Linked DNA regions of Mus musculus: region 1 is linked to region 2. A link is a loop called in an ENCODE intact Hi-C map of the cell type or tissue named here. Cell type or tissue: left cerebral cortex. All regions are shown on one strand. Links, peaks and the distances in the headings refer to the core of each region. The heading gives the core; the rest is flanking DNA. Region 1 has its middle 140 kb from the start of Gm36569. Region 2 overlaps Gask1b (golgi associated kinase 1B).

Evidence for each region. Peaks named below come from ENCODE experiments on the same cell type or tissue, not always from the same donor. Only the 100,000 strongest peaks of a DNase experiment are listed, where the experiment ranks them.
Region 1: it touches region 2 in a loop (5-fold over the local background); 3 of 42 quality-filtered maps call a loop at or near these places.

Annotation. Positions count from the first base shown.
Region 1 is chr3:80,030,021-80,032,939 of GRCm38, reverse strand. No RefSeq gene overlaps it. Among named protein-coding and RNA genes, the nearest start is that of Gm36569, 140 kb to the right of the region's middle. In left cerebral cortex, for the core only: no CTCF peak of the experiment used is centred there; a DNase peak (open chromatin) is centred at 1,380.
Region 2 is chr3:79,929,156-79,932,074 of GRCm38, reverse strand. The region is part of intron 2 of Gask1b (golgi associated kinase 1B); the gene reads right to left. Among named protein-coding and RNA genes, the nearest start is that of Gm36569, 44 kb to the right of the region's middle. In left cerebral cortex, for the core only: no CTCF peak of the experiment used is centred there; DNase peaks (open chromatin) are centred at 1,079 and 1,729; H3K27ac peaks cover 2,126 bases.

The DNA of each region.
Region 1 (2,919 bases), core at 309-2,808, 100 kb before region 2:
TCATATTTTCATACACACACACACACACACACACACACACACACACACACACACATACACACACACACACTGGCATAGTCTGTACCCATCTTATGCATGCATCACGTAATCTCCTTGGTGTTAACCCATCATTACTTAGAAAAGCAGGTAGTCCTGTAGTGAGATTTTATCTCAGTGTATGCCTTTTATTCCTGATCTCCTTGACTCTGTTTAGACCTGTAACATTGCAGATAATGCACATTTGGGTAGCTTCCCCTCATTAAGTTGAGAACCAGGATCAGTTTCTTCTATAGAGCTATTACTCAAACTGGACAAAAAGGAGTTTCTGCTTGTCTTCCTTGCCCTACCACAGAGCTGAGAACTCTACCAAATCATTATGTCATCTTTTTCCCACATCTGTGGTAGATATTATCACCCTTTGACAGATGCAATACTTGATGAAAAATAAAGCAGTTGCAACTTGCCTAACAGCACAGTTAACATCTTTAGCAAAGCTGAGGTCAGAATAAATCCTTGCAAATCCAATGTACATGCATACATTTATAAATGTATACAAAATTACATATATATGTATATAAAGAGAGGGAGAGAACTATTTAACTCTATAGAGATAGTCATGAGGTAAAGATTTAAAACAATCCACAACACTGAAACCTGTTTTGACAATGCATGGGAAGTTGAAAGTTTGAACAGTATTATATCACTCTACAATAGGCACTCCCATTGGCAGCTGTATGTATTATTCTCTCGTTACCATAACCAATATCTGACAAGAAGAAACTTGATGTAAGAGAGTTTTATGTTGGACTGCAGTTTCAGGGAATATAGACTACCATAGCAGGGAGGAGCATGGAGTGAAGGAAGCGAAGCAGGGATGCAGGCATTGGTTGTTTAGCGTTGGCAGTCAGGAGGCAGAGTGGTAACGGGAAGCTGAGCTCAACTATAAACTTGAACTAAGGTCCACCTCTAGAAATCTGTTTCCTCCAATAAGCCCACTTTATTGGGCTTCTGTGAGCATGGCACCCCAGTTATCTTCCAAGTATTTCAAGTGATTTGAGGTGTGCTAAAATCTTTACTTCCTGGAGTGTGGGGAAGGTAGGGTTCTGATCAATTCCCAAAGGCTCTCTACGGGTTTTTCTATTGTCTTCTCTTTAATGGCACTAGTCTATTTTAAAAGATTATCCCCTTTGTCCACAGTTTCTCTTCTGGACAAACTGTTTTTTAGCTGCCTTGAGATTCTATCCACCATATAAGCTAGTCCATTACCTTTAAACCTAACCTTCCTCCATGGGTTTGGGCAAAATGTGGCCAAGTTCTCTGCCAATGTAAGGGCCTCTGATGGCTTATTCCCGGGGAAAGCTTGTCTTTGGACTCCTGGAAGTATTCTGGATTTCTGAGCTCCCACAAGAACCACCCACTACTCTGTGCCAACAGCATTCCAGGTCTTCTCTAGCCCACATACTCAAACATTTCCAAACCCCTACGCTTCACTGTCCAAGGTTTTTAAAACAACATCAGGGAACAATACAGTAATTATCTTCCCTCTAATAATCAATTTTTTGTTTAGCCAGACTTTTCATCACCAAGCCTAAACAGCTCACAAAACAACTTCAAAGGAGGAGAGATGGATTTGGCTCACGCTAGTGGAGGCTTCAGCTCACAATCAACAGCATTGTTTCCGGACAGGGGTAATGCAGTGCAGAATGATGCGCAAGGACCGAGAGAGAAGATGCTGGTACGAGCTGACTTGGTCACTTTTCCTTGTATTTTATCTGAACTTCCCACATTTAGGAAGCAAGGCTATATTCAAGGGGTCTTACTTAAGGAACATCCAGAAGCTCTCTTATAGATTTACCCTGGGGTGTTACCTTTACTATACCCTGAGATGCTCCTCAATATGACCAAGGTTAACAGTTATTACTCAGTATTTTAGAAAATGTCGGTCCTTCTCATAATACTCCTTCATTTAAAAAGGGAAAAATGAAACAAATGTTGTATTTCCAAGTTGTATCATCTATATAGGAAATTCAGCCTTCTTTCTGGGAAGCTATTTATTAGGTCAGATTAGAGAGATGGTTCAGCTGATGCTCCTGAATAGAATTTCTGCATAACTCAGCAGTTATATCTTGAACTACACCCCCTCCTGCATTCTCTCCCTTCAGCTTCCTGTGCTCTTAGCTGAATGGAATTTGAGGGTTTTGTTGTTTGTTTGTTTGTTTTGTTTTGTTTTTTAGCACTACCCTTAAAGATGCTAGTGGTTGGGAATAATGGAAGCTTTCAAAACAGCTGCTTCTTATTTCAAGTGTTTCTTTTCTTGCTATTATTTTGCTTTTTAACTCCCAACCACACACAGAAATCTTCCTTACTGGCACAATTGGAGATTTAAACTATTTGACTTCCTTAATGATGTGTTCCGTAGATAACGTCATCAGAGACTCATTTAGAAACAAGACAATGTATTCAGAGGTTCTCTTGTGGTGAGCAGCATTTCCATCTGTCTTTAGATGAGTAATTCCCCTGTCAAAGATCCGGTCTCCCACATAATTATATACTGAGAATTATTATTTATTTTCTCCAACAATACATTGGAATCATATCAAATAAATCATGTGCTGTGGCATTAAACACGGCTGAAATAACTGAACGTGGGGCTTTGGGTGGCATGCTCTGTGAATCAAAAGTACCTATGACTTAAAAGTTTACCCATCACTTACTCAGGAGCCTGACAGGGGTTTCTGAGTTCGAGGCCAGCCTGGTCTACAGAGTGAGTTCCAGGACAGCCAGGACTGCACAGAGAAACCCTGTTTTGAAAAACAAACCAAAAAATTACAAATTATTACCCTAACATTACAAAGGGTAGATACGCACCTGCTTCCACACAGATGTGTTTTCTCTTTAATATAAAGTGCCATTGATTTG
Region 2 (2,919 bases), core at 257-2,756:
GCTTATAAGCCTCTATCTCTGACCCACATTCCCCTTTCTGGGGTTACAAATGTACACCCACTGCCATGCTTTTATATGGGCACTAAAAATGCAAAGCTATGCTTTCATGAAAATTGCATAGCGAACACTGTACCAACGGCAAAATTATCTCCCCACCTCCTCTCTTAAGATCCTTACTGACCTTAATCAAACTATTTGGTTTTAGTTTCAACTTTTTGATTCAGAGTCTGTCTATACAACCTTGGCTGTCCTGGAACTTGCAGAATAGAAGACAGACCCACTTTTGCCTCCCAGATGCTAAAATTAAAGGTGTGTACCACCACACCTTGCTCAAACATTAAACAACTGCCATTTTTTGGAAAGAAAACATCAAATATAGGGAGGGAGCTTGATATTCAAGAAAATATATGTAGATAAACAGAAATTCTGCTCAATGATTTACCCAAAGGCTAGCACATTGTAGTGCAAAGCCCTTAATGAATCAACTCTGCAAAATGTTGTAACTCAATTTGAATTTGACTATGTACAGACCTTCAACAAAGCAGTGCCTTGTACTGAGAGCACAGTAAAGTGGTAGGTATGCCAAGAGGAGAGGAACTTATAAAAGTACTGTCAGGAGCAAGCCACCAGCTGCCTCTATGTCTGTCCTTTACTTTTGGCTAGTATCTGTCTTTGGGTTTAACTGCACTAACCATGGATCATGAATTCTGCATCTGGTAGAAAATCTACCATAATGCCTTACATGACATCAGCATAACAGGCAGGTGAAATGGAAATCTCAAAAGGAAATTCTTTTCCTTGGCTGGCAGTTTCCTGGCAGAGTTCCTCTAACTTCCCATTATTTGATTGAACATCTCACTTGCTTGTAAAAGACACAGGTAGGAAATAGATCTTACTTTCGACAATTATCTTAAAGATTTTAAAAGGCAAAAAGAGACACAGAATCACATTCACTGGCAGCACTCCGGGCATGGGAAGACACAAAACATTCGGGCTTATTTAGTTGTCAGAGAAACTCACCTGGGAAAATGTGCTCTGGGAGTTTGTCCTATATAAACCTGTGTGTATTTGCAGTGCTACAAATGGAATCAGAGTTGGTTCCCTACCATCTAATGAGTAAGGAAATAACACCACATCGTGGGAAGAGAAATCTTGGACAAACACCACAGCATCCGTGGTGCTTGCTAATGCAAGCACAGCTTCTTCAGGGAACCATAGAAAGCAAAATTCTGGAGAGAGAGGAGAGGAGAGAGGAGGAGAGAGGAGAGGAGGGGAGGGGAGGGGAGGGGAGAGGGGCGGGGGCGGGGGCGGGGGCGGGGGCGGGGGCGGGGGCGAGGGGGAGAGAGAATGTGTTCTCCCTTATCCTGTACCTATACCACTTGGGAACTGTGTCACATCATAAAGCAAGCCATGGATTTCACTGTGTCCTGTGCTGCCATGACAACAAATAAGCATGTACCCATGACTAGCAGGGCAGTTGAAGAATGATGAGAGATGTAACAATAGTCTTCTGTGTCTAACATCTAACAAGGAGCACGGGCTTAAAGTTCCTGCATCTGTGGGCTGCTCTAATCCACCTCCACCCCAGAACTTCACGTTGAAATCGCTACCAGCGTGCATCAAGTCGAGGATGGATCTCTAGTTTCTTCCATATTACAGATTCACAAGGAAAGGCATGGTGTCATTTCTCTGTACGATGTTCAGTGCTGTGATGTATTTAGGATACAATGTTAAAAGCTTCACTGTCTCACAGATAGGCTCTGGATAAAGGCACCAGGCAACCAACAGTCTATTTTTAGGGAAAGAAATTCACTTTCTATAATTTGAACAAGCAGAGCTGCATAAAAATAAACTCTGCCTGAGACACACCCACCTTCCTGCAATGAGTTTTAAAAAGCACTCAAACTAACAAACAGAAAAAGACAAGTATTTTTATATCCTGTGAAGTTCTGATTTGTTAGACCCAATTTATATTAAGTAGAGAAATCTAACCCAGGAAGAAAGGCCTGGAGAGATGACTCAGGGATTAAGAGGACTGTTGCTTCCCCAAAAGATTCAGGTTTGATTCCCAGCACCCACACTGTAGCTCACAACAGTATATACTTCCAGTCTCAGGGGATCCAATGCCCTCTTCTATCCTCCCTGGGTCCCAGGAACATGGGTGGTAACACTCATATACTTAAAATAAGTGAAATGTCTTTAAAATTAAAAAAATAAACAAAATGAGGATGAAACAACCTAATTGCTTTCCTTAAGAATTTATATTAAGAAATTTAAACTGGAAATGAAATATACCTAATCTAAGAAGAATCTCCTTAAAACGCATCCCTCAAATGAAATGAGGCAGTATTTCAGATAACGTAAACTAGAATTACAAAGGAACAAAAACTCCTGTTCGTTTACATCTGAAGGAACAATGCCACTGAAAACTGGTCTTTTGTACAGTGATGTTTGTTCATATTTAGTATTTACAAAGAATTCCTGCCAATTTTATTTTTCTTAATAAATGCGAATTTATTAAAAGAAAATTGACAAGAATAAAGACAGACTAGGTGATGATGCTCAGACTATTCTGATCATGGCTAGAGTTGACGAGACAAATCTGACAGCTGCCTAGACTCATTGGCTTGATAAAACTCAATTAAAACAGTAACTAATTCTGACAAATTGATTATCTGTTAGCCTTTGAAAACATTTTGGTTTTGCTTTCTGAATTGGCCTTGCTTTCAAAGTTGTTTTTCCATCCACTATATACAGGATCTCCCATTCTAAGATGGGTTTATTTCTGTGCTTCTTAGACATTAAAGCCTGATTTATAACCAGCTATTTTTTTTTTCAAAATGCTGCAAGGCTTATTCCATCATAGATGTATTAAGCATTAAGACAATCCAAACCAGCATTGAGTTTATTATGGGCCTA